6 separate regions of the Mus musculus genome follow, and all the other regions are linked to region 2. Evidence: chromatin loops called from intact Hi-C (ENCODE). Cell type or tissue: left cerebral cortex. All regions are shown on one strand.

Region 1 (4,000 bases), 1.2 Mb after region 2:
GTTTCTCAATACCAAACACTGAAATAACAATTTGGATCTCTCCCCAGCCCAGCTTTCTCTGGTTCGTGTCTAGTCCTGAGGCTGTGGATGTCCCTGTATTGTTTTTCTACAGCATGAGATAAAAAACAGTGTTTTAGTTGTTTGATTTTTACTGGGTGATTAGTCTAGGCATGATAAGGGGGAGAGCACGGGGAGCATTATTTTATTTGAAAGCCAGAAGCACATAATGTTTATTAATAAAGAGCCTGGTTTACATAGATTTTATTATTATTGAGCATAAAATGGTTTATATTACAAGCAAGGGTGAAATTACTAACTAATTAGCCTGCGAAGATCATGTTTAATGGAATATATAAATCTAGGGTGTTGCTTTGCCTTTTCCAAACCTTATGGGTCTTACTCATTAAACACACACATATGCAGCCTTAACGCTGGACAGGGGATTGTGAAACACAGCTCAAGGTCAGATGACTAATTGTGCACTTACCTGTGTCCAGAATCGCAGGGCTTTGAATCCCTTAGCTCTGAAGGAAGTCTGACTCACAGCACAGCTGCTACAGCTTGAAGCTGAATCCAAGGACAAATAATAGCAATTGAGGAAAGCAAGAGAAGGTATCTGCTAAATTACCTCCCCTCCCCCCTTCCCTCTCTTCTCCTCCCTCCCCTCTCTTCCTCACTTCCCTTCCCTTCCCCTCCCTCCCTCCCTCCCTTAAGGCCCTTTCTTTCCAGTATCTTGAAGGATCCTGAAGCCTTTGTCAACACACCATGCCCAGATATTTCAGTTAGATTTTGTAACGGCATAATAAAATGTGTCACACACTGCAAGAAACTGTAGGTCACATGAAGCACAGTGTAGGAAGACAGTGGGGACATGTTCTGGAAAGAAAATTAAATCCCCCAAATTTGGAAAAACAGGTAACCCTAAATAATTTCCTTATATTCCCCACCGAATAAAGTAGGGACTGAATATTCGAAGAGGAGTCCAGGCTTCAGCCGAAACAGGGGAGTGGAAGGCACATGACAGGAGACAGGACACTTCACCCTATTCAGAGATGTCACTGCCTGCCTCCAGGTGGCTCTGAGGCCAAGCAGTCTCCTTCCTCTCTACCTCTTCGCAGTTGCTTTCCACAGGGCACTAAAGCTTTAAAGATGTCTACAGTGCACCCCCACCCCCACCTCCACTTCCCTGCCCCAAATCTTGATCATATTAAGCTTAATGTCTACTACCCGACTGTTCAAAAGTTGAGTGACAAATGTGTCATAATTCTAGCTTTTTGTTGTTGTTGTTCAAAATTCAAGTCACCACATAGTGGACTGCTTGCCTGCTCCTGCTCTGGAAGAGTGAATGAAGGGTCCCCAGGTCAGGGGATTTCCTTGCTCGGACAAGAGTTCTTTGATCTGCCCTTTTGGGTGATGACAAGAAGCAAGATGAAAGAGAAACAAAACTCCCAGGTTAGCTCCTCTGATAACCCCAGGCTGCTTTTCAGTTTCTGGGTGACGGACCCAACAGCCCTAAGTGATTACATTACTCACGATGAAGATAACGCTGCCTGCTGCCTTAATGTCCCTGTCATTTCGTTTTATGGGAGTGCTTTTGTTTTAATGTCACAAATCAATGCAAATCTAGACATACCAGGCCATAAGATTTGTATTCAGGAAATCTGTGTTTGAAAGAATCCAGTGTTTGCTCTGGGGGCCCAGTCTCCTTGGACACCAAGGGTGTTTGGCGGCTCTGGGAGAGCGCCTGCTTGGCTCATACTATTTAAAGATGAACACTGCCCCCTGCTGTCCATAAGGCACATTGCTGCCAGACGAACTTGGCTGGAAGGTGAAAATCACCCACCTTTGTATAACAAGGGGATGTGGGTGGGGGGTAATTTTAGTTTTTAAACTTATTTGTCAGTTCAGAAAAATTATGACTACAAAAAATTACTACTGGGAGGCAAGACGATTCGTTTTATTTTACCATTGTTGCTAAGTCGTTTTAATGAACTATCACCAGAGGCAAAAATACATTGAAGTAAAAGGCACAGAGAAGAAAACCTCTCTAGCCTAGAAGCTCCGATGACAAGACACAGGGAAGAGGAAACTCTGAAGAAGGTTTTGAAAGATTTCGGTTTGACTGTAGTTGGGCAAGGCATCCAAAGACAAAACGAATACCTGAGCCAAACTGGAGATTTTAGAGAGCTCCTACAAGCCACCGCGGCACCCATCCAGGGCCTGTCCCCTGCCTTTGCAGCCTGAGTTTCACTGGGAGTTCCCAAGCCAAGGAATCCAAGATGTTCTAAGAGGGTGACATTAGAACAAAAACACTCCCATAAAACAAAATGGCAGGGACATTAAGGCGGCAGGCAGGCAGGCAGGCAGCGTTATCTTCATCATGAATAATGTAATCACCCAGAAACAGAACTCCACAAGGACACCCTACGAGGTACCATCCCACCATCCCCACTTCTATCTGGAAACCAGGCACTCCCAGATCACCGTCCACTCCTGCAAAGGTGATACCTTTAACTGAGCATATAGGAAGCCTCCTTCAACAACTTTGAGAGGAGGTACTTAGTAGATCCTAACAATCACCACTGGAGAACCTCCTGGCAGGGAAGGGAAGGGAGCCAAGCTCTTGACTTTAAAATCCCAGGCATAAACAGGCACACTGAGCCAAAACTCACTCCATGCTGCTGGAAGGCAGGGCTGCTGGCGACAGCTAACATTGGCACATGTCATCAGGTGCCCATTGCTCCAGATTCCGAGGTCATCCAGGACCTGTTCTTTACAACACAGGCTACCTCTAGAGTGACTCACCATCTTGGCTTTTTTTTTTTTTTTTGACACAGCATTTATCTCTTCTTTATAAGCTAGAAAATTCAGAATTATAGAGAATTAACTGTCATATGTTCAAGAAGCCAATGGGTACCCCAGACCCTGCACTCATTCTGCCTGTAAGCCTGTGAATTAATAAACTGCTCTTTGAATTCTCTCCTCCCATCTCCCTCAACTACCAAAACGCTCTCCAAAGTCACACTCAGGGCAGGGAGGGGAGCAAGGGGAGGGAGGGGAAGAAGGGGAGGGAGAGACAGAGCAAGAGAATTGTGCTGAGCAAGCAAAAAATGCCTAGTGAATATACACCCAATTTTTTGCTAAATTCCCTATAGAAGTCATCTGACCAACAACATTTTATATTTTAATCAGAATTGTCTTTGCTTCCCTCCCTTCTCTCTGGGGTGTCAAGGAAATGTCAGCTGTGATCCCAAAACATTGTTGAAAACTTTCATAAACACACACACACACACACAATTCCTGTGTTTGAAATTGAGAGGCTGTGTGCTGTTCTGTTGAACTCTCGCGACAGTCTGTCTACTCCACCTAGAGGGGCAGCCGGGCTCCATCATCCATGCTGTATGTATCGCCCTCTTGGTTAGCTGGCAGGCTTTTGTTACCAGACAGGTTGTTACGGTGCCCTGTGCTTTGGTTCCAATCATCTTTATATAGTAGCACAGCGGGATATATCAATGACAATGTCACTGTCCTCGTTTGTCTTGTCACTCAGGGATTTTATCATCTCATATTATCACAAGGAGAACACAGCAAGAAGCATAACAAGACACAGGAAGAAACCACATCTGCCTCGCCTTTACTGCAGTGCACTGTTATAATGGTCCTTTTTTTTAGTAGTTACTGTTGTCAATCTCTTATGGTGCCTAACTTATAAACTGAGTGTTATTATAAGTATATGCATGTAAGTATTGATATGGCCTCTGAAAATGCAGACCATCCTAGAATGTATCTCCCATGGATAAGCTGCATATCCTGAGTGTTATGTCACAAACATTGATGGGCATGCCTGTGTCTTTCTACACATTTGTGTCTTCTCCATACAATGAATTTCCAGAATTCATTGACTAACCAATAAATTCACAGGCTCTATCTGTTTGTTGGCTGTAATTTACCAAAGTGGTCCCAATTTCCCTTGATAGCTGGCCACTGGCAAACTCGGATT
Region 2 (4,000 bases):
ATATATATATATATATATATATATACACACACACACACACATATACACATACATTGCATATTTATTGCTTGGGTGTATTAAGGTTTTCTTCTGAAACAATGTCATTTTTAATAAATATTTAATTTGCCTAAATCACTGGGCTGTTTTGCTTCTTTCTTTCTTTCTTTCTTTCTTTCTTTCTTTCTCACTTTCTCACTTTCTCACTTTCTTTCTTTTCTTTCTTTCCCACCCTCTTCTCCCCTCACTTTTAACATTTAAACTCATAGAATAATTATGGTGCTGAATGTTTTACATATTATTAAAATTATAATTTTTGTTTTAAAGTACACTTGACCATATTTTGTAAGGTGACTAAGTGAATCACAAGCTAACTACCTCTAGTATAGACTTGTGGGGCCTATACACTAATTTTTTAAAGTAGGCGTTTCTGTAGTTCTGACTCCATCAGGGCACCTCCCATGCCTGTTGTGACAGTGAGGACAACAGAGGCAAAGCGATTAGGCCAGACACTAGAACACCACGGAGGGAGACTGACGTGTCGAACAGCGCTTCTTAACTACACTGACTTTCATCACCTACGGAAAACATAGACCTCATAATGTTGTTATGCAATTTAAATATTGGGACATATATATTTATATATGTTATAAAATTTCACAAGGGAAACAAATCACCAAACCATGACCTTGATTTCTTCTTTCTGTAGGAAAAAACACTGTTTGTAAGAAGGGTTGTGAGCATAATCTGTCAATTTAATCACATACATTTATGTATATCTTATGAATGTATCTGAAATTGACTCTAAATGAACATTTTATGATGTTAAATGAAGTTTTCCAAAGATCTGCATTTATTCAAAGATCATGTAAAAAGGCTGTTAATTTAGATAAACATGTTGTGTCCATGCTGAGCACTTATGTAATTCTGGGCTTTAATTTAATAGTTACAAAATCAAATACATTCATAACTTAAACTGCACTATTATTAGTATTCAAAAATCTCTCTAGTAAAACATTTAAAGAGTTTTAGTGAATATTTTGCCCTTCCTTTCCTCTTTCAAATGGAAATTACAGTGACATTTATCAGGACATATGGATTTTAAAAATTGGGTCAAGTGATATGCTATAAAATTTCTACTTCTAATTTATTTTAATATATTTATACACTGCATCATATTGTGCACCAGCACAGAAATACATATCCATGTATCATTTACATTATTATGTAAAAAATTACTGATAGTCATAGCATATATTTTTATGCCTTTTAATGGCTTGTATTTTTATAATTATTAATATTTTAAGTAGATGAAAGTCCTTCCCCCTGCCCGTGAAAATTTTTTTTAATGAAAAAGGGAATAAAATTTCAGCCCAGAGCTCACCTATCTTCATTTTAAGAAACATGTTTGCATTTCCTTTTTATGTTACAGATATCAAATGCAAATCATTTCTGATACTAGATACAGGTGGGTCTCTTTTCCTTGCACGGGTAGCAGCTAATCGTATTTTTACTGATTTTCATGGGTTTTCAAATATTGATATTGATTTCAACCAAAAGATGAAAGCAGTTTATACTAATGAGTTTTCACTATCGTGGGTGATAGGAGATAGTGCTTGAATAAAGGAAAATGCATGCACAAGTTTTTCACTTCTTACTGTTCACAAAAGAAAAAAAAAGTGAAAAGTAAGAATTCATGCTGTGTGCCTGTTTCCTCTTGTCCTTCCTCAGCTGAGGTATCTAACCTTCCTTGGAGGTTCCCTGAGACTCCTCAGACATGCCGCTTCTTTTCCCGGTCCTCTACTTGCGTTCTAAACGTCAGCCTGTAGGGGGCACTCCTGAGCTGCCACAAAAAGACTACTGAACCGCCTGTGTGGGTCTGAGATGTATTTAATATTCATTATGTTATCAAGACATTTCCTCAGCAAAGAATCCACAGTTCATTTTTAAAGCACATGCAGCCACAATTGAGTAAAAAACAGTCTCAGGTATTGAGACAGACATTTGCCTTCCCGGGGAGGCTAATAGAAATTTAGAAAGCTTCTGTCTTGTGTGGGTATGTTTGTACTTTTTGGGATTTCCTTCTTTCTGCCATTCTTTTTTGGAGTTCAGGGTACGTTGCATAATACCCAGAGTTTTATTATCATACCCCCAGTCTTGCTGTCTCTGTCTCACTTCTGGGAAGAACCATAGATAATACATACAATCACGTGGCCCACAACCAAGGTTATAAACAATCGATCTTTAGTGAGAATGAAATATCACCTTTAAGGATGTCTGTGACACTCCACTCCTTTACCCATTTCTTGTTTCTTCCCTCTCCCCAGATCCAGTAGAATCTACTTGGATGGCAGTTCCGAGGACCACTTCATGGTATGGACCCTTCACAGGGCTACACTTCTGAGGTTCCCAACAGCATCTGGTGCACTCGCAATGGCTTTTTATATCAGTTCATAGCTACCCATCAGAGAGATTGTAGAATCATCTAACCTGATGTGTTGTGGGGTAAGTCGATATTCAGAGTTTTGCTTGCCTCCCAGGCGTTTACTCTCTCCTTCTTGGTGGATCACGTCGTTATCGTCCCTTCTGAAAGCAGCCCAAGCAACTCATTCTCTGTTCATCTTAAATTTCGCTCTCCTGTCACAATTTCACTTGCTTTTTTCCACCCGTGTTTCAACCTACCATCTCCCCATTTATTGGTCCATTTTCGAACAGAGTCCCTCCACAAGTTGTATCTGAATGATGTCCCCAAACACCTCCCTTCTCTCCTCCACACTCCAGGATAGTCTCTTGAGATCACCAGTTGACTTCCATGCTTTTAAACCTATGATGAGTCCTTCATCCTCTGTTGTGGGTAGCCCTGGGGCTGTTTGTATCTTGATGCTAATTCTGCTTCCCTAGGAGGGGCTGCCTGGGATAAGGAGTGAATCACATACTCAGGTAACTTCCTGTGAACCTTTCCCTAATGAATATTTCTAGGAATCAATCACTGGGCAAGGGGTAAGCGGGACTTCTGGGTTGAGAGGGTAAGAGGAGGCAGAAAAAGGTCTTGTTTTTGGACGGGAAGACAGGTGGAGGTCAAAGTGTAGGTAGCAGAGACCCCTGGTTCAGGTGGCAGATCCACTGGGATCCGTTACCGGGGGATTTAACTTAGAATGACTTACAAATTAGGAGGTTAGCTGTGGTGCCACTTGTGTTACCTGTTAATTTTGAAATAGTTTTGAAATAGTTTTGAAGAGAGAGAGAGAGAGAGAGAGAGAGAGAGAGAGAGAAAGTAAGTCCCAAGATGAGAACATGAGAACAGGTCGGCCTGCCCGCCAGTGCCTGGCCTGCCCACTGGTGCCCAGCTGGCGGTAGTGGTAGCGTGGGATTGACTTCATATTTCTATTTCATGCTACAGTCCTCATCTCGATACTCAAAAGTAATATCTTCTTTCCTCAATGGATAACTTTCCTTCTTTCTTAAATAGCTCTAAAGTTGCCTTCTGCTAGCCTTGCCCTTTTAAAGGACAAGACATATGTTAAGACTTTGGGGAGCTGGTTTATAGAAGAAAGCAGATTTCTCAACACAAAAGAAAGGATACACTTCAGATCCAGGGCGAACAGTGGGGGATGAGGCCAAGAGGCATCTTCTTATGAAGACCTGATAAGATTGAAGAGGCGCAAACTGAACTGTGGCCTCCAGGATGAAGTGGAGAGCCATTGGCAGGTTCCGAAGAGACAGTGAGCTAGCATCTGACTGCAACTGTATTGGTAGCATGGTGCCCTACAGTGGGGAGAACCAGGGTAATGATAAATCAGAGGAATTATTGATAGGCTTGAAGGACTATCTCATACATCAAGGGTTGGAAGCCAGGCACAGGGTACACATGTGTGATTATGGAAGCCTGAACAACATGGGAGACCTTATGTCCAAAAGTCAGAAAGTAAGTTTGTAAGTAAATAAACAAATAAATACGCTTTAAGAGTAACAGCATATAGTGTTGGAAGGGTGCACCTTCAAA
Region 3 (4,000 bases), 55 kb before region 2:
CAGCTACCAGTTATAGGTGTGGTTTAGAACTTCCTCCTCTCCAGGTCTTGTTGTTCCCACTGGAAAAGTTGGTTCCCTAAACACTCAAGTCTAGACTCTTGTCAGTTTGTGCTTTGTCATCGGGTATTTTCCGATGCAATACAATTAAATGAGAAAATCCAGGACACTGGTTAACTATTACTGTTTATAACTCTCCATTACAACACTGTGTGTTTGGGGATGATAGCTGGGCTTTGTAGAAACTGTGTGACTTCAGGTAAGCGTGCAGGATTACCTGGTGATACCCAGTCTTAATATCTGCAGGACGTTGAGCACGTGACTTAATTTTCTAAAGTGCAAAGAAGACTGCTTTATGTTTAAGGAACAGAAGCTCTATGGAGATTGGGTACAGCCAAGTATTCTTAGCTAAAATATATTATTTAAATGTGAAGCATTATTACGAAGAAAAGGAATAAAGGCCATGAGTTATGTTATGATTAAATTTGCTTTTAAACTCTTGAACCTGAAAGGCAGAATAAGCCCACACTTATATATCATTTTGCAGACTGTAGCTGTCCATCTCAAAAGTGATTTTTGGATGGATTTTTATTAAATAGATGAATAAATGTCATGAAAATATTTCCAACTTGCTTTATTCTTCCTGGACCAGTAGATACAAATTTCTGTGACTCAAGGCATGCAGAGAACTAATTTAGAAATGTCCTCAAACAGCAGTGAGTTTAAGTTCTAATGCACTAATGCACTGATAACATTCTAGATGTGTGTGTGTGTGTGTGTGTGTGTGTGTGTGTGTGTGCGTGCTATGTATCCACATGCACATGCTCGTGCTTTTCAGTACTGTTCTGTGTTGACCGAAGGTTGGCACTGACTGTCCTTTAGCACAATCCCCCATAGTTATTGACACAAGTCTTTCACTGAACCTGGAGCTCACTGATTCTACTGGCCAGAGAACATCTGGGAGTTTTTTTTGTCTTTACTTCCCTCGTGCTGGGAACACAACCTTGCAGCACTAAACCCAGATTTGTATGTAGGTATTGGTAAGCAGGTCTCGGGAGCTCCTCTCGGTTGAACAGCAAGCACTTTATAGATTGAGCCCTAGTTTGGAAATCTATAATGTTAACATATTTCAAAAAACATTTCCCACCCCCTTGTTATTTCCTTGTGCTGAATTTTTATTTTGGTTTGTGTTTTAGCTATGTTGAACCTTGCCTGTCTAGATGCATCTTTTTAGGAACCAATAACTTCTCCACTATTATCATATAACTCTTGGTTCTACCATACAATACTGTAACTGCCTGTTTAATAGTTGACACCTCAGAAGAGGAAGTAAGCTTTGGCACGAATTTGTGTTATGGGACGGCAAGGAGCTCAGTGGGGGAGGTGCTCACCAGAAAAGCAGGATGACACATTGATCTTAGAATCCACATAGGGTGGAGGAAAGAGCCAAACCTGCAAAGGTTTTCTCTGACTTCCACACACATTGCATGTGTCCATACATGTATCACTCACATACATAGTAATGATAATAAATAAAAGAGTTTGAATTTGTTACTTTCACATTTATTCTGGAATTTAGAATATAGTTGTTATTCAATAATTATCTATTAATTAGAGTAAAACTAAGTTAAAATTTAGATTTGCCATTGCTAAGCACAGTGCATGCAATAACTTGTTGAGTTTACTTAAATTCAGTTTAGTTGACACATATGTCTTATGTCCACATTAATATGAAGAATGAAAAAATGAGTATTGTGCTCGCTTACCCTCTGCCTTTAATACATTTTTTATTTTATAGCTAAGAAACGATGAAATAAACTTCCATTTAAACCTTCTTTCCATGCGCCTTCCTTTTACATGATTTTGGTATTATATAGCACTGTGCAATAGATGCATACTTACTGTTAAGAGTGGCTTCTATTAATCATGTGTGTAATTTAACTTATTTTGTGTTTATTTCTGCGTGTGTGTGTGCGTGTCTGTGTGTGGGTATGTGTATGTGTGAGTGCAGTACCCACAGAGTCCAGAAGAGGGCATCAGATCCTTGAGAGTTATTAGCAGAATTAGAGGAATTTGTTAGTGTCCCAATGAGGCAAGAACTGAATTTAGGTCCTTAGAAGAAGAACAAGGAATCTTAACATCTGAGCTGTTTCTGTGCCTCTTTTTGTATTAGGGCAAGATGCTTGCTCTAGAGTGCAAATCCTTCTTATCGCAAAACACACTGTGAAAGGCAGCAGGCAAGATGCTTGTTCTGGAATGAATGCAAACCCTTCTTATCCTAGAGCACATTGTGACTAAAAGCTTACTATTAGTAAAGGAAATGTGCTTTGATTTATCATCCTATAGGATGTGTTTCCTGTACATGGGACACAAGCACTTTGTAGCTCGGACACCAGTAGTGACACTGGCTGAGACAGAATCCATTACCTGTGCAACCACACGAAACACATACTCAGAATGTATGTGGGGAGAAGAGTTACCCCTCTTCATCTTTAATGTATCTGAAAAGTCTATTCTACAAATTTAATTTGAGAACCACTGCTCTAAATAAATAGCAAAATGTCTTCAGAGCATTTTCAAGACATAGGATAAAACCTGTTTTTTCTTCTAATTTTCTAGAAAAAAAATGTGAAACTATACATTTCACAGGTTCCCACTAAAGTGAGAGATCTAGTAATAGTTTTGAAGTGAACATAAATGCTCCTGTAGTTTAGGTTGTATTTTCCAGGTTTGTAATGTCGCACTACCAAATGCAAACAGCAGAAGCCTGCAGATGTATACATTAACTTAGAGCGCTTTTTTAAATGTTAGGGGAAATTTCCTGTGCTCTCTCACACCCTCACCAAGTCCAAATAAGACCCACACTTCCTAATTAACCTAAGAAAAGCAGCACAGGTGTCGAAATGAGGCTTAGGAAAGCTGCGATTGCGCAGACCAAGGAGCTTTCTGTGAGGTTGCGATAAAGTTTTACTACAAAAAGCAAAATCTCTCTGATAGTTGAGTTTTCTTGGCTCCTGATGGTGGGTAGTGTTTGGTAAGAGACTATGGAAATGGACTATGATAGTTCTCAAGTGTGGGGACACTGTGAAGACAGCCCTGTGGCCCGAGAGTCCAGATATAAAGGGTTAACTGTGGTGGGAGGTACATGGATTGCATCGTTATTGCTGGTCAGCCATGAGCATATGGAGAAACACCAGATGAGGAAACTGTTCCTTGGTCAGGAAGGCTTGGGAGTTTGGGTAGGAAGACAGGACACTGAGTGGCTTTGGTTCACAGTGGTTTGCTAAGGAGTTAGGAAGCTGGAGCTATCACTGTTTGCTAATGATCTATTTCTTCTGAAGAGTAGAATGTAGTGATTTTGATTGATCACACTTATGATGTAGTGATTTTGATTGATCAAACCAGAGCTCATCAGTAATTGATCCCTTGGAACTGCCTAGCCTAGGCTTCTTGCCACGTGGTGAGAATTAGCCAATCACTATGAGTATAAGTGGCATGCCCCTCCAGGCTGACGCATAAAGGGGTAGTGGTGACATTGCTATGTGACCTTCTGCTTCATAAACTTAAAGGAGCTTTGGCTGAGAAGATGAATCTACAAAACCAAAGGCATCTAGGGTCTTGGCAGGCCAGTGTAGAGAAGACACTTCTCTGCAGTGTTACTTGAACTTAGGTCCAAACAAGGAAAAGCATGAATGGTGTTAAGCCATGGAGGTTTGGGGGACTCTTTGTTGCTACTGCATAGCATGGTTGAACTTATTAGTAAAATAATTTACTAACACAAGCTTGACTATCTTGAGTTATAATAACCGAGATTGAGTTATAATAACCAAGTTCCAATAACTCATGTGGTAAAAGTCTGGCTGGGTCAGGAAAGATGAATTATTTCTTTGTAACCACTTATTAGTTTGCCCAGCCACTCAGCAAAATAAGGAGTATGGATTATATGTCAATGCTGTTCCATGATAGTGGAGGTGTGGCTTTGTGGTTTGTAGCATATTTGTGT
Region 4 (4,000 bases), 1.3 Mb after region 2:
ACCTAGGAAACCAGTACATTGATGGCATGAATACTCCTCCCCCGGGGCATCTGATCCTTGCCGTAGCTACCAGGGAATTCTTGTGAAGTGTGAGATCCAGGGCATCAGGCTATGTTGTCAATTGCATGGTCCTAATACTCCTGGTTGCTAATGATGAGCCCCACTTTCCACAGTCCCCAGACTTTCCCTCTGCCCAGCCAAAGAAAGTGTTTAAGTTAAGAAGCTGCTCTGAGTGCCTCTCAGAGTTACTAGCCTATGAAAATGAACTCACTGAACACTCACGGAATCCTGAGGCTGTAAATGGAATAGATGTGTGTAAGGACAGTGTGCACTTCAGAAGTTAAATAAAAGGCATACAGACAAGGGAAGAGAGGCCAGGCATGGTGGAACCTATCACCTAACCTGTTTGCTCATAGGGGACATTTCAGGGGAAATGGCCTTGCCATCGTTTACAGGAGCAGTCACTGACTCAGCACATTAGGAAGGACAGACTGAGCCAGACGCTGGTCATGTGACTTACAAGCAGTTTATCAAGGGGACCCCTGAATTTCCCTGACCTCAGCTGCTGCATCTGCAGGGTGATAACCACACCTGCCTTGGAGGCATGCTGCCAGGACTCAGGGGGTGTGTGTGTCATGTACTCATTGTGCACACAGGTCAGACCCAGCTCTGTTACACCTGAAGCTTGTACAACTCTGAGCATAAACTGTAAGGCAAACTGCCCTAAACTTTGCTTGAAAATGAGCTTAGGAGTAAATCATGAGAAATTACACTTTTTTGGAATTTATTAATTTGTGTGTGAGTAGATAGACACCTGTGTGAGATGTGTGTCCCAGGTAATGAGGATTGGCAGCCAGTGACTTACTTCAAGCAATCACACTTAAAACCTGAGAATGGTACCAGGGCTTAAATTGTCTTTCAAAATAATGAAACTGATCTCTTCGTCCCTTTCTGCATGTGTTTTTCAGTGACACGCTTGAGTTGCACTTCCCAGGGCTATCCTTTCCTACTTTCCCGTTGTCATTTTAAGAGACTGCAAAGCTCGTTCATCTTTCCTTCTAGACAGTCAGGAGGGAGACACCTGCTCTTGGTTGGTCAGTGTTGTTCCTTTTCTTTTCGTGAGATAGGGTCTCACTATAGCCCTGGCTGGTCTTGAACTCACAGATAGTTGCCTGGCTCTTGCTCCTGAGTGCCTGGACTAGCTGTTAGTGTTTGGGATGCAAAACTAAAGCACAGCTTCCCACCCTTGTTGCTTGTCCTCGCTGGTTTTCCCAGAGACAGGTTTGCCAAAACCAGAAGTTCTGGTAAATTCTACTCCACACGATCATCATGGTGAACTGAATAATGCTGAATATGCCTCTGTATTTGTAACTGTGAGCCCATAGCAGCTCAGATGTTCTGTAGTTCAGGCTCCCGATGGAGTGGGGACAGACAGCTAAGAGATCCACCCTTTACTTACAGACTCATGCTTCTGAACTAAAAATTCCACAAACCAGCCCTGACTTCATCTGTCTTTAGTCTTGATCCTTCTCCCTGTCTTGCCCAATTCTAGTGCATTTGTGAAGCGTTTCAACTCTGCTTTGAGCATCTCACCTCTGGGGGAGCTATGGAGAATTCCTGGAATCCATTTTGTTTTTAACTAGAAGAGCTGGTAAGAACTTAACTCCATGTGGAAGAGACTCTGAGCTGCATAACTATACCCTACTGGTCGTAATTACAGTCAGCAGAGCTTCCCCTTATATGTCTCCTAAAATGTTCAGCGACATTCCAAGAGCCACGTGCACCACCAGTAGAGCCCAGTTCAATGGAAACTGAGTTGTTTTCCTTTAAGGCCTTCCGGGTCTCATGACAGGAACACCAGAGTATTGAGCCACATACAGGTGCAGGACACAGGTGGTATACTGGTTACAAACCCAAGATGCTGGCCTTGGCTGTTGCCATACCAAAGCCATAAAACAAAAGAAAACAAAAAGAGGTAGGAAAAGACAGTGGGCGGTTTCAACCATCTGTGCCCAGAACATCTTTCTTTAGCAGACTTTACAAAAGTATACAGTTGTGTGCATAGACAGCCTGTGAACACGGCACCCTACAGGGTTTTTGTGTAAGTAAAGGCACCTGTGGCTTACATGTCCTTATCCTAAATGGTTACTCTGCTCCCACTGAAAGACAGTACATGTTCAGTAAACACTTGGAAATGACGTTTTATCCTCAGGGACCTTACAGTCTAGCCAGCAAAACAAACAAGAGTAGGTCAACAAACCCCTGCCACAATTCAGCATGTCAGAGCCCAAATCTGTAATTGCGCAGAATGTGGGGAGGTGAATTCAAACCAAACTAAGTGACTAAGTATCTGCAGGGTGAGCCAGCCAGGAGTCTGGGCTACAGATCCAGATCAGCCCTGGTCGTAACTGCAGTTTTGGCCCCACCTGGTGGTGGTTTTACTCCGTGATTTAGACACTGCTGAGGAACTTCGGAGTCCTGGGGCTGACTTGGTTTTTCAGAGTGGCGGGACTGATTTCAGATTTTTTTCCAATTAAGTTTATTAGTCAACTCGGCGGAAGTTCAGTTGGGCGGCACCTGGTGCTGTGGGCTTGTCCTTTGCGTCCCTCGTTGAGAAAACAGGGCTGTGCTCGGGCCTGCACAGGATGCACAGACAGTCCAAGGAGGGGGGTCACAAAACTGGATGCCAACACATCTCCCAGGTACAGAAAGGACTACTTGGGCAATGCCTCAGAGTGCAACCGCCTCAGGAAGGACAGATCCAGAGGGGACTTCTGAAGAAATTCTCAGCATCTAGGAGTGTGGTCCTCCTATAAAACTGCTAAAGGAGGAACAGGCTAACTCACTAAACATACACAGAGATTTTAACTGCATCACAGGACACCAGAGGCAAAGGCTGACCAGATGAAGGAGAAGGAATCTGGAGTCCTAGCTTAGGTTCAAGAGCATTGCCTAGGGTTAAGACTGAGTTATGACCTTGCATAACAGGAGATATGACAGGAGAGAGTTAACACTGATTCAACAGAATTGGGGAACTTGGGGTCATCTACGTCAGGGGACGTGTTGAGAAAAACCATATGATATAATATCAGCAGAGTCTTGGTTGACATTCCACAAGTCAGATTAAATAGTGATGCCAAAACATGCACACAAGGCTTCTTGTATCTCTTATCTGGGTATTTACCTTCGTCACATTCTTGCAAAATATTAGGGTAGACATTATGAAGGAAAATGAACATGAATCTAAACATATATAGAGAACAGCATTCATCACTTTCCAGAAACCCTTTGTGTTTACTAGAGATGATAGTTTTATGTAACCATGTGCCATTGCTGGACCACGCCAACCCCACTTTTTCTAAAGCAGTTAGCCTTCAAGGACATTTTAGTGCCTATGAGGTCAGAAAACTAACTGGCTGCAGATGTGTCTATGCAGTGAAATGATAGGGACCTAGCACAGTTAATAAACATCACCTGCCCAGCCGAGGAAGAGGGCTAGGAAAGAACGACAAGTAAGTATTATAGGACTAAGAGAACATTCATTCTTCAAAAGGGAGAAGTTTGCATCTTGAGCCACAAGCTGCTATGCAAAAAGAAAAAGGAAAGGGAAGGAACGAGAAGGGAAGGGAAGGGAAGGGAAGGGAAGGGAAGGGAAGGGAAGGGAAGGGAAGGGAAGGGAAGGGAAGGGAAGGGAAGGGAAGGGAAGGGAAGGGAAGGAAAGGAAAGGAAAGGAAAGGAAAGGAAAGGAAAGGAAAGGAAAGGAAAGGAAAGGAAAGGAAAGGAAAGGAAAGGAAAGGAAAGGAAAGGGATGCACTGACAAACTCTCTATGGTTTTTATTACATTATCCATTCTTATTCCCCAACAACTCTCTAAATGGAAACAAAACTATAAATGTCAAAGAGAATATATAATCTGTTAATACAAAAACCACAAGCTAAGCGAGTAAAGTACAAATGAGAAGAAAATGAGTTAGTATCAACACCGAGCCCTTGGTTGCAT
Region 5 (4,000 bases), 69 kb before region 2:
CGTTAGTGCAGGTGCCAGTGGAGGCCAGAAGCTTCAGATCTCCCTGAAACTGTAGGTGCATTCGGCTGTAAGCTGTCTGACATGGTTGCTGAGAAATGAACTTAGACCCTTCTGCAAGAGCAGTATAAGCACGTAAGCCACGCCATCTTTCCCGTCCCTGGCCTAAAGACTTATAAACGTTCCCAAGGGGTGCCAGGGGGCCAAGTGTGGGAAGCACTGTCTGAGATGTGGAGTGGGGTTAAGACACTGTGGTGGTGAAGCAGGGAACAGAGACGCATGCATGGGCTCTTCTGCAACAGAGGTGTGCACGGCACAGAACCTGTTCTGGCTCAGTTGTTGGTGAAGCCAGGTTGGTTGAGCCCTGCTCTGCTTTCTGCATTGGTCTGGCAGGCACACTGCTCTCATTCACTGCCTTAGGAAACAAGTGCTATTTTGGCTCCTTCCTTCCCAGGGTAAGGTTAAAAAAAAGTTGAAGGTTTGGGCCCAGGCTTTCCAGCCTCACCTGGGCCTTGCTCCCTGCTCCCCTTGTTGAGGTTTCCTCTTTTGGGATCAGTGTCTGTCCACCTTGTTTTCTCTTTTCAATTTTTCTCATTTACCACACCTTATTTGTCACTCATATGTCTCCCTGATTAAAATTTTACAAGCCCAATTAAAAACAAAAACAAAAAATATAAATAAAACAAAAAACCATAACTTTTTCTTTCCTTAATCTTTTTTTTAAAATTTTATTTTAGAAAACCAAATACTTGAATGTCTTTTGTGTATTCTTTTAATCGGGAATTTACAAGTTCTTCCTTTATGGACTCCCATTCCCTCCACTACCCTGTTTCGTGTGCCTTTGTTAGGACTAGCTCACCTAATTATTTCTCCTTCTGTATCCTGATCCCCCAGCCTGGGCACAGCACTGCCAGTCTTCCCTTTCTGGTGGATCGCAAAACACTGCAAAGATCTGTAACTCCCCTGTGTGTTTCCATTACTCCATTTGGTGTTTAACTGTACTGAACATATTGAAAGGTTGAAAGAGACAGTACTATTTTGGTTATTTATCTGTTGCCGAATGCACATGAAAAGATGGAGCCTCCTTTCCAACGCTCAGCAACAGCAGCTAGGGCTTCACGGCTTCAGAGCAGTTACAGGATCGACATTTTGTTACCTTTTACTTGTTTGCATAATGTTAAAAACAAAAAACAAAAACCAAAACCCAAAAAACCCGATAACGGTGGTTTCAGTGAAGAGACATTAAGAGGTAAGAGAAAGAAACCCGAGGATAGGAATGAGTTGCAGGGTCAGAGTAGGAAACAAATTCAGGTGTTACCAGTAGAAGTGAAGGGGCCAAAACCCACAAGAAGCAGAGACCTGCACCAAAACGTGTGTACGGAGAAACAGTTCTTTGGGAAGGGGAAACACTCCAAAAAGATAAGAATGCAATAGCGGCAAAGAGAAACTCGGAGACCGAACAAGAAGCTTTCCACGTAACACAGCTGAATATTCAGAGGGACAGAAACCTCAGAGCTGAGCTGTCGGTTCAAAAAAGCTCAGCATCACACTTACAAATAAATACTTACCTGTTTGAAAAACCTGACTGCAGCTGATTCATTCTCCAAATCAGGAAAGCTCTGCAGTTTCAGGTGGAACACAGCAACTACTGAATTCATGGTACCAGAAGATGGCACCATAGTCAACGTTTGCTGGGAAATGGGCTAAAGGCTTGTGTTTCTAGCCACGACTGTAAGGCTCAGCCCAACAGAATGGACCAGAATGGACTTACACGACGGTGTAGACTTTTGTGTTAAGGCTATCATGTAAATGACAACAAAATATTCCAAACCAGTTTGGAAATCCCGGGACGCGGCACAGGGCAGGTGCTTTGGCTTGGTACACCCTCTCTTTACCTAGAGGCTGTGCGGTTTACTCGCTGTGCAATATCAGCATTTGCGAGATTTTTAGTTCATTTCTTCCCTCACATTGGCAAAATATGTTTCCAGCTGATGGGGGCAAATGGCAGACTAATTGCATGACATTTCTAAGTTTGTATTGTTGGAAATCTATAGATATAATTGTGCTGCTCTTATCTGAGGAGGTTAAAGATCTCCTGTCTGCTGGGAGCCCCACCACGATCCCCAGCTGTGGTAGGATCTATTTATCACTGTCGAGATTGAGACGCAAAGCTGGATTTTTATCTCATTCGGAGTAACTCTGAAGCAAACCACGCTTCCCTGTTGAGATTCTTGTATAGAAATACATCTCTCAATTCGTTCTTTCCAGCTTAGACACATTGAACTGAGCAAGTGAAATCTGAGGAATAATTTCTGGACCTAAAAGAGAAATAATGGAGAAAATGTGACACAAACCCTTTCTTTTCTTTTGGCTATGTTCATGTTCTGGGTGCCAGGAGAAAATAGGGGTGAGGTCAGGGTCAGAAAAAAAGAAGAGCACAAAAGACATCATGTTTTTGGTTAATTTAACTTCATATTGAATACTATATTAAGTCAAATTCCCCATTCAGTACAATTCTAAAGATAGATTCTTTTAAAAAATTCACAAACAATATATTTGAAAACAACTTTTAAAAATTACCTAGTAATTAAAGAATATGGATACATCTTTTCAAGGCTTTGGACAAAATTATCAAAAATTGCATTTGGTATCTTTCGAAACAAGTCCAGGTAAGCGTCCCGAATTTCTTGACACAGGCAGGTTCCTTTCATCGAGTCCATTCATGACTCAGGCTTCCCCCAAGGAAAGCCTTGGTACTGTGGGTTAATCATTATTTCAGCAGTGTTTCCTATGCATCTTTCCCATCCCAATGCTGCGGCTCCTGATTCAGCTCTCCCGGGTTCTGTGACAACAGATGCATCGTGAGGCTGCTGCCTACCCGCTGCCCACAAAATGTCCTCTTTATAAACTACTATATTATTTATGAATCAGAAAAGTTTCAAAGAAGGGCCCCATCCGACGACTGCTCACTGATGAATTTACAGCAGAGACTTTTACTCTCATTTTATGAGCTTCTTGGAGAGAAGGGTTAGTGTCTCAGAGTCTGGATCTGTCCCCTGGTTAATATATCTATTTCTCAGCACCATGTACTCACAAGACCTTGTCATACAGACTGCAGTGACCACCCTCAAGAAACAGGTAATAGTGTATACGTGGCACTTGAGAAAAAACAGTAGATTGATAAAAAAAAAAAAAAGAGGGTTTATAAACATTGTGTTCCTGTGCCAGATATTACAAGATCAAATGTGCTTCACTTCACTTTAACTTACTTTCATTAATCTTCTTGGAAAAAAGAAATTTTCTTCTTCTTCTTCTTCTTCTTCTTCTTCTTCTTCTTCTTCTTCTTCTTCTTCTTCTTCTTCTTCAACAACCCAGTAAGTAAAAGGCATGAATGGGAATCTCTTGCAATTGAATTTGACACTTAGGATTGTTGGTTTGAAAGTCAGGTAGGAATAACTGTGGGAAAAAGAATGGCATGCAACTCTACATATTTAAATGTGTTTGATCCCTCTTCTTCGTTCCTCAGATTATTTCCATATTCTAAATAGAAGCAGCTTTCTGGATGTGTGCAGTAGACACAAAGGTAGCTCGCACTGCTGGGCTTTAAGTAGATGTACGAAAAGACAAGACTAAAATCAAACAAAGCAAAAGTTCGCACTAAAACAAGTCTTAAAAAAGGAGCCTTGTTGCGCCTCTTCTGCCACAGAGCCACATGCACTGTGATGGCTGTACCACCATCAAGGGCTCTGACAAGAAACACAGAAAGTGTCATCCACCACAGGTGTTGGGGAGGGGGCTGAAAATGAGTGTGTGTGTGTGTGTGTGTGTGTAGGGAGGGGGAGAGGGAGAGGGAGAGGGAGAGGGAGAGGGAGAGGGAGAGGGAGAGGGAGAGGGAGAGGGAGAGGGAGAGGGACTGGTGGGGGGGGGGAGTGGTGCTTTCGCAATCCTGCCATCAGAAATGTAACATTGCTTGTGAACTAGGTAAACCCTGCACTGTCCCATC
Region 6 (4,000 bases), 280 kb after region 2:
ACATACATACATATATAGCATCTAAACACATTTACATGTCTATATAATTTTAAACAAGTATAAAGTGGTAAAATCATTATATGTCTTCTATTATACTGGAAGCAGATTATGATTAATAATAATGTATTTTACATTCCAAAATAGCCAGAGAAGGACTTGTATATGTCTACATATGTCAATACATAAAACATTTCTGAATCTTAAAATTATATCTGAGGAATATAGCATACAATTGAAAGAGTGAAATATATAAAACCATAAGTTAATGGAACTTGAGAAAAAGATTAACCATTATATTTCATGTGAATTCTAATTCAATTTAAATTATTCTTCAAAATAATCAATACTTTTCTGCAGTGAGCAGAATTATTAACATATTCTTACTGAACTGGCCTCTAAAATAGGTCAACTGTTATCAGTTATTACTCATTAAAATATTAATACATCTTTAAGATAAGAGCTAATAATTAAGTGAGACTACAATATAAAGTTTGGGAATGCTTTAAGGGAAAGACCACAGTGTTATGTGCTATGAGAGATAAAAGCAGAAGGGTCAGTTTGCTTAAAGATGCAGGGTTATCTTCATTATTGTCTGTTTATTCCATAAAACTGAATTGTGTAGGAAAAGAAGGTTATAAGTCAGAGGTTCTGTTGGAACCAATTTAGTTTTGCTTTGGGGGCTTAGCAAACTTGGATGTTCTGATCTTGGATAGTGCTGGTAGCCCCTAAAGAGGCTGTTTCCTTCTATTACTAAGGTCCCCGAGACAAACAAGGCTCACTGATGAGATCCTGAAGCCGCAGGCATACGTGTCCTTATTGGATTTTATTAAAAACAAAAATGATTATCATGTTTATTTTAAAAGCATGTCTACATTTTCTATAAAGACCTAGGAATGAGCCTACTTTTGCCTGAGCACAGGCTGATGGTGTGGAGACCTGGGGTTCAGACTGTAACATTGCTGCTGGGAATGGGTCTCAGAAGCGAGTCATGGACTGTGAAACAGAGCAAGGTACTACTGTGTGAACTGACAAAGAAAAAGCAGTGTAGGGTAAAAACATTGACATGTTCAGTTAAAAATAATCCTTCAAAAGGCCAAAGTTAACAGTTAAAACTGTTTTTTTAATCTAGAAATTGGCAAAAGATTTATCTAAAATGTTTATATTTTTGCCACCCCATAAATCAAAATTAGTTTTCCATTAAAAAAGTTGGATCAGAGATGACAATCTTCTTGCCAATTTTTAGCTAAATGCAAATGGAAACATCTGAGATTTTAAACTGAAAACTGAAGTTTATAGATACATAGTAAAACTACTGCCTGCGAGTGTTATATTGTGAGATACGAATAGCATATGCAGTGGTGAATTAACAGTCATTTCAGATACAGAAAACAATTAATTTTCTTTTAGGAAGTCCATAATCCCAACCCCAAAACCTATGTTGGTTTTAATGCCTGGGCCCTTTAATGTTGACAGGGACAGTTTGTATCGTCTGTTTATTCTTCGAGTTTCACTGAAACTCCTTCAGGGTCCATAGACAAAGCCATTTCCTTCTGATCTGCCCTCCTATCACCTTGCCATCTTACTGTTGTACTTGGGAATGTATATTTTATTCTAAGGTAAATAATTGGTAAATAGGTTGACTATAGTCAAGGCATGTGACATGATGGTTTGATAGACATGACACTGTAAACTTCAAATTCATTAATCCATCTTTCACTATCAATAATACATTGGCTGCCTAGCACTGGTTCATTACAGACAATGAAGTTACTACCTTATCGGTGTTCATCTTTTAGGTCTAAAGTTACACAAGGGAGTGCATATGACTTGCCAATTATCATTTCACCCTTAGAACATGTCTAATGTCCAATATACAGCAACTTTTCAGACATTTTTTGAATGAATGGACTCTGATTGCTACAGAGTAATTTCTTTATTTTTCATAGTGCAACCACTCAATTACTAAGTGCTCTATTCATTCTAAATCTCAAACTTTTATGTGTCTTTAGTATCCCACACTTGTACATTGTGATCTGTTCTCTCACTACAGTGTTGCCACGCTGTTGACGTTCCCACTGCTTTTTAGTCTCCTCCCAGTCCATGAGCATTACTCCATCTCTATGAGCCAAGAACTGCTACATGGGTCTCTGGTTGTCACCTCCCATTATACTTCTTCTTCCACCCACTGCCCTCGAGACAGTGTCAACATTTCTGAACGAGGGAGAGAACCTTGCCCTTTCCACAGCAGTTTTGAGATGAGGGTTCCAAGTGAAGTGGAAGGAAACAAAGTTACCACAAAGGTTTTATTTCTATAGATGCTCTGTGTGGTTAAAGTGAAATCACGGTAAATCAGAGCTCACCAAGATTCCTCATGTCTGCAGAAGCTAGAAATCACCCTCATATAATATGGTCTTATGGCTTTAAAAGAATATCCTGTCAGTTCAAAAAGCTAAGTTTGCAAATGCAACCTGTACTCTGGTGAACAGCTATTAGCAGAGGAAAGACTTAGGAAATAGATCACCAAGTGCTGGTGTCTCAGTGGCCAAGCCATACTGCTGAGATGGAAAGTCTAGGAACATAAAGTGTATCACAAGAGTAAAACAACATCAAAGTCTGCTTCCTTCTTCCCGGGGACTTACATATAAAGCAAAAGACAACTTTGCCATGAGTTTAGTGACAAAGTCCACTGTAGAAAAGACTAATTCTTTAGGCTGTAGAGATGTCTCAGGCATTAAATGCTAGGCTTACAACCAAAATTATATATATATATATATATACATATGACTCATTCTTCATAGTGAGTTGCATTTGTCCATGTAAGTCCACTGGGGTAAAAGTGGCAAAGCTTGAGCAAATAAGCTAATTCCCATCATGGCGACAAGGTCTTATTAAACCTTGAGATATGTTAAAGTATGCAGTAGTAGGTTCATAATAAATTCATTAAGCAAATATATATCCTTAAAATTTAGAGGAGAAGACAGGCGGTTAAAGACTAATACATTTTAAAAGGACCGATGGTATCTAGCCAGCTTCTCCCTTGTCACAAACTCTTTGAATGACGAGGGGAACTGACTGCCAAATGTGTTTTAAAGAGTCATTTGAAATGAAGAAACAATTCAGACGCAAACAAAATACAAAAAGAAGAAAGGGGCACTTCAATTTTATGTTTTCTTGCTTTATTTTTAAGACTAAAAGTAAAATCATTATTTTCAAAAATATGACCAATGTTACATTTATATAGGCTAAAAACTCGCATGTTTAACTGTACACTCTGAAGGAATGTTGCCTATTTTATTCATAGACTTTAAATTAGCAGGAGAGCAAATTATGGGATTTTATCATTAATTGTACTAAAAAGGTACTTCCTCATAGATTCAGATATTCGCCTACATCTCTGGAAGGCATTAGCCCTCCCATAAATGCACAGGTGATAGCAATAAACTACTAGGAAAGCAATGTTATCATATATTTAAATTCAAAAATTGCATATATCATATGTGTATTGAAATATAAACCTTCCCTTGCAAAGGTACATTCACACACATGCAAGCTTTTGAAAAGCAAACACACTACAACACACATAGTTATGATGAAACTTTCTTTTCTAGTCTTACCTATGTGTCCCTCAAGAGCTGTCCTCTTCCCCACAAGAAAGGGAGAACTATTCTTAAAGGCAAACCAGAGAATGTTTTTAAGAGGACAGAGTTTTATTTACGAAGGCAGAAGTAGTTCTAATGCGATAGAATATATTTGCAGGCCTGCTTATTGCTTCAGTGCAGAGCGATAAGCAGCCATGGCCAGGGGAAAGGGGGTTATTAATGTGTTTGATGTGCAGGACCAAAGTCTGTCATAGCCAATTTGAAATGTGGTGCCTCTTTAAAACATAACCAAAGAGCTGGTCTACAATTCCCAATCTGCCTCGGCATATACAAATCATATATGCTGACAAATGATAAAGGGAATTGGAAAGGTTGAGAGGATGAAGTCAATAATAGATTTA

What was found. Hi-C counts contacts between places; a loop is a spot of excess contacts. Peaks named below come from ENCODE experiments on the same cell type or tissue, not always from the same donor. Only the 100,000 strongest peaks of a DNase experiment are listed, where the experiment ranks them.
Region 1: a loop joins it to region 2, with 6 times the contacts of the local background. A loop is called at or near these places in 17 of 42 quality-filtered maps.
Region 3: a loop joins it to region 2, with 3 times the contacts of the local background. A loop is called at or near these places in 6 of 42 quality-filtered maps.
Region 4: it touches region 2 in a loop (8-fold over the local background); 2 of 42 quality-filtered maps call a loop at or near these places.
Region 5: a loop joins it to region 2, with 8 times the contacts of the local background. A loop is called at or near these places in 6 of 42 quality-filtered maps.
Region 6: it touches region 2 in a loop (7-fold over the local background); 5 of 42 quality-filtered maps call a loop at or near these places.

Annotation. Positions count from the first base shown.
Region 1 is chr1:57,204,042-57,208,041 of GRCm38, forward strand. It overlaps BC055402 (cDNA sequence BC055402), which reads right to left. Exons shown (of 7, transcript NR_037990.1): 5 at 2,673-2,858; 6 at 488-567. Among named protein-coding and RNA genes, the nearest start is that of BC055402, 9.0 kb to the right of the region's middle. In left cerebral cortex, a CTCF peak has its summit at 1,806 (motif pointing left); DNase peaks (open chromatin) are centred at 1,762 and 2,175; H3K4me3 peaks cover 193 bases.
Region 2 is chr1:55,958,661-55,962,660 of GRCm38, forward strand. It overlaps 9130227L01Rik (RIKEN cDNA 9130227L01 gene), which reads left to right. Exons shown (of 6, transcript NR_045837.1): 5 at 2,325-2,502. Among named protein-coding and RNA genes, the nearest start is that of 9130227L01Rik, 29 kb to the left of the region's middle. In left cerebral cortex, a CTCF peak has its summit at 1,824 (motif pointing right); DNase peaks (open chromatin) are centred at 477 and 1,837; H3K27ac peaks cover 1,297 bases.
Region 3 is chr1:55,903,421-55,907,420 of GRCm38, forward strand. All of the region lies in intron 1 of Gm32949 (a long non-coding RNA gene), which reads left to right. Among named protein-coding and RNA genes, the nearest start is that of Gm32949, 17 kb to the left of the region's middle. In left cerebral cortex, a CTCF peak has its summit at 2,031 (motif pointing right); no DNase peak of the experiment used is centred here.
Region 4 is chr1:57,267,504-57,271,503 of GRCm38, forward strand. No RefSeq gene overlaps it. Among named protein-coding and RNA genes, the nearest start is that of BC055402, 55 kb to the left of the region's middle. In left cerebral cortex, CTCF peaks have their summits at 1,671 and 2,425 (motif pointing left); DNase peaks (open chromatin) are centred at 2,035 and 2,410.
Region 5 is chr1:55,889,257-55,893,256 of GRCm38, forward strand. The region is part of intron 1 of Gm32949 (a long non-coding RNA gene); the gene reads left to right. Among named protein-coding and RNA genes, the nearest start is that of Gm32949, 2.6 kb to the left of the region's middle. In left cerebral cortex, a CTCF peak has its summit at 1,668 (motif pointing right); DNase peaks (open chromatin) are centred at 181, 974, 1,674, 2,879 and 1 more place; H3K4me3 peaks cover 2,740 bases; H3K27ac peaks cover 3,874 bases.
Region 6 is chr1:56,243,446-56,247,445 of GRCm38, forward strand. No RefSeq gene overlaps it. Among named protein-coding and RNA genes, the nearest start is that of 1700003I22Rik, 230 kb to the left of the region's middle. In left cerebral cortex, no CTCF peak of the experiment used is centred here; DNase peaks (open chromatin) are centred at 875, 1,443, 2,168 and 2,510; H3K27ac peaks cover 3,112 bases.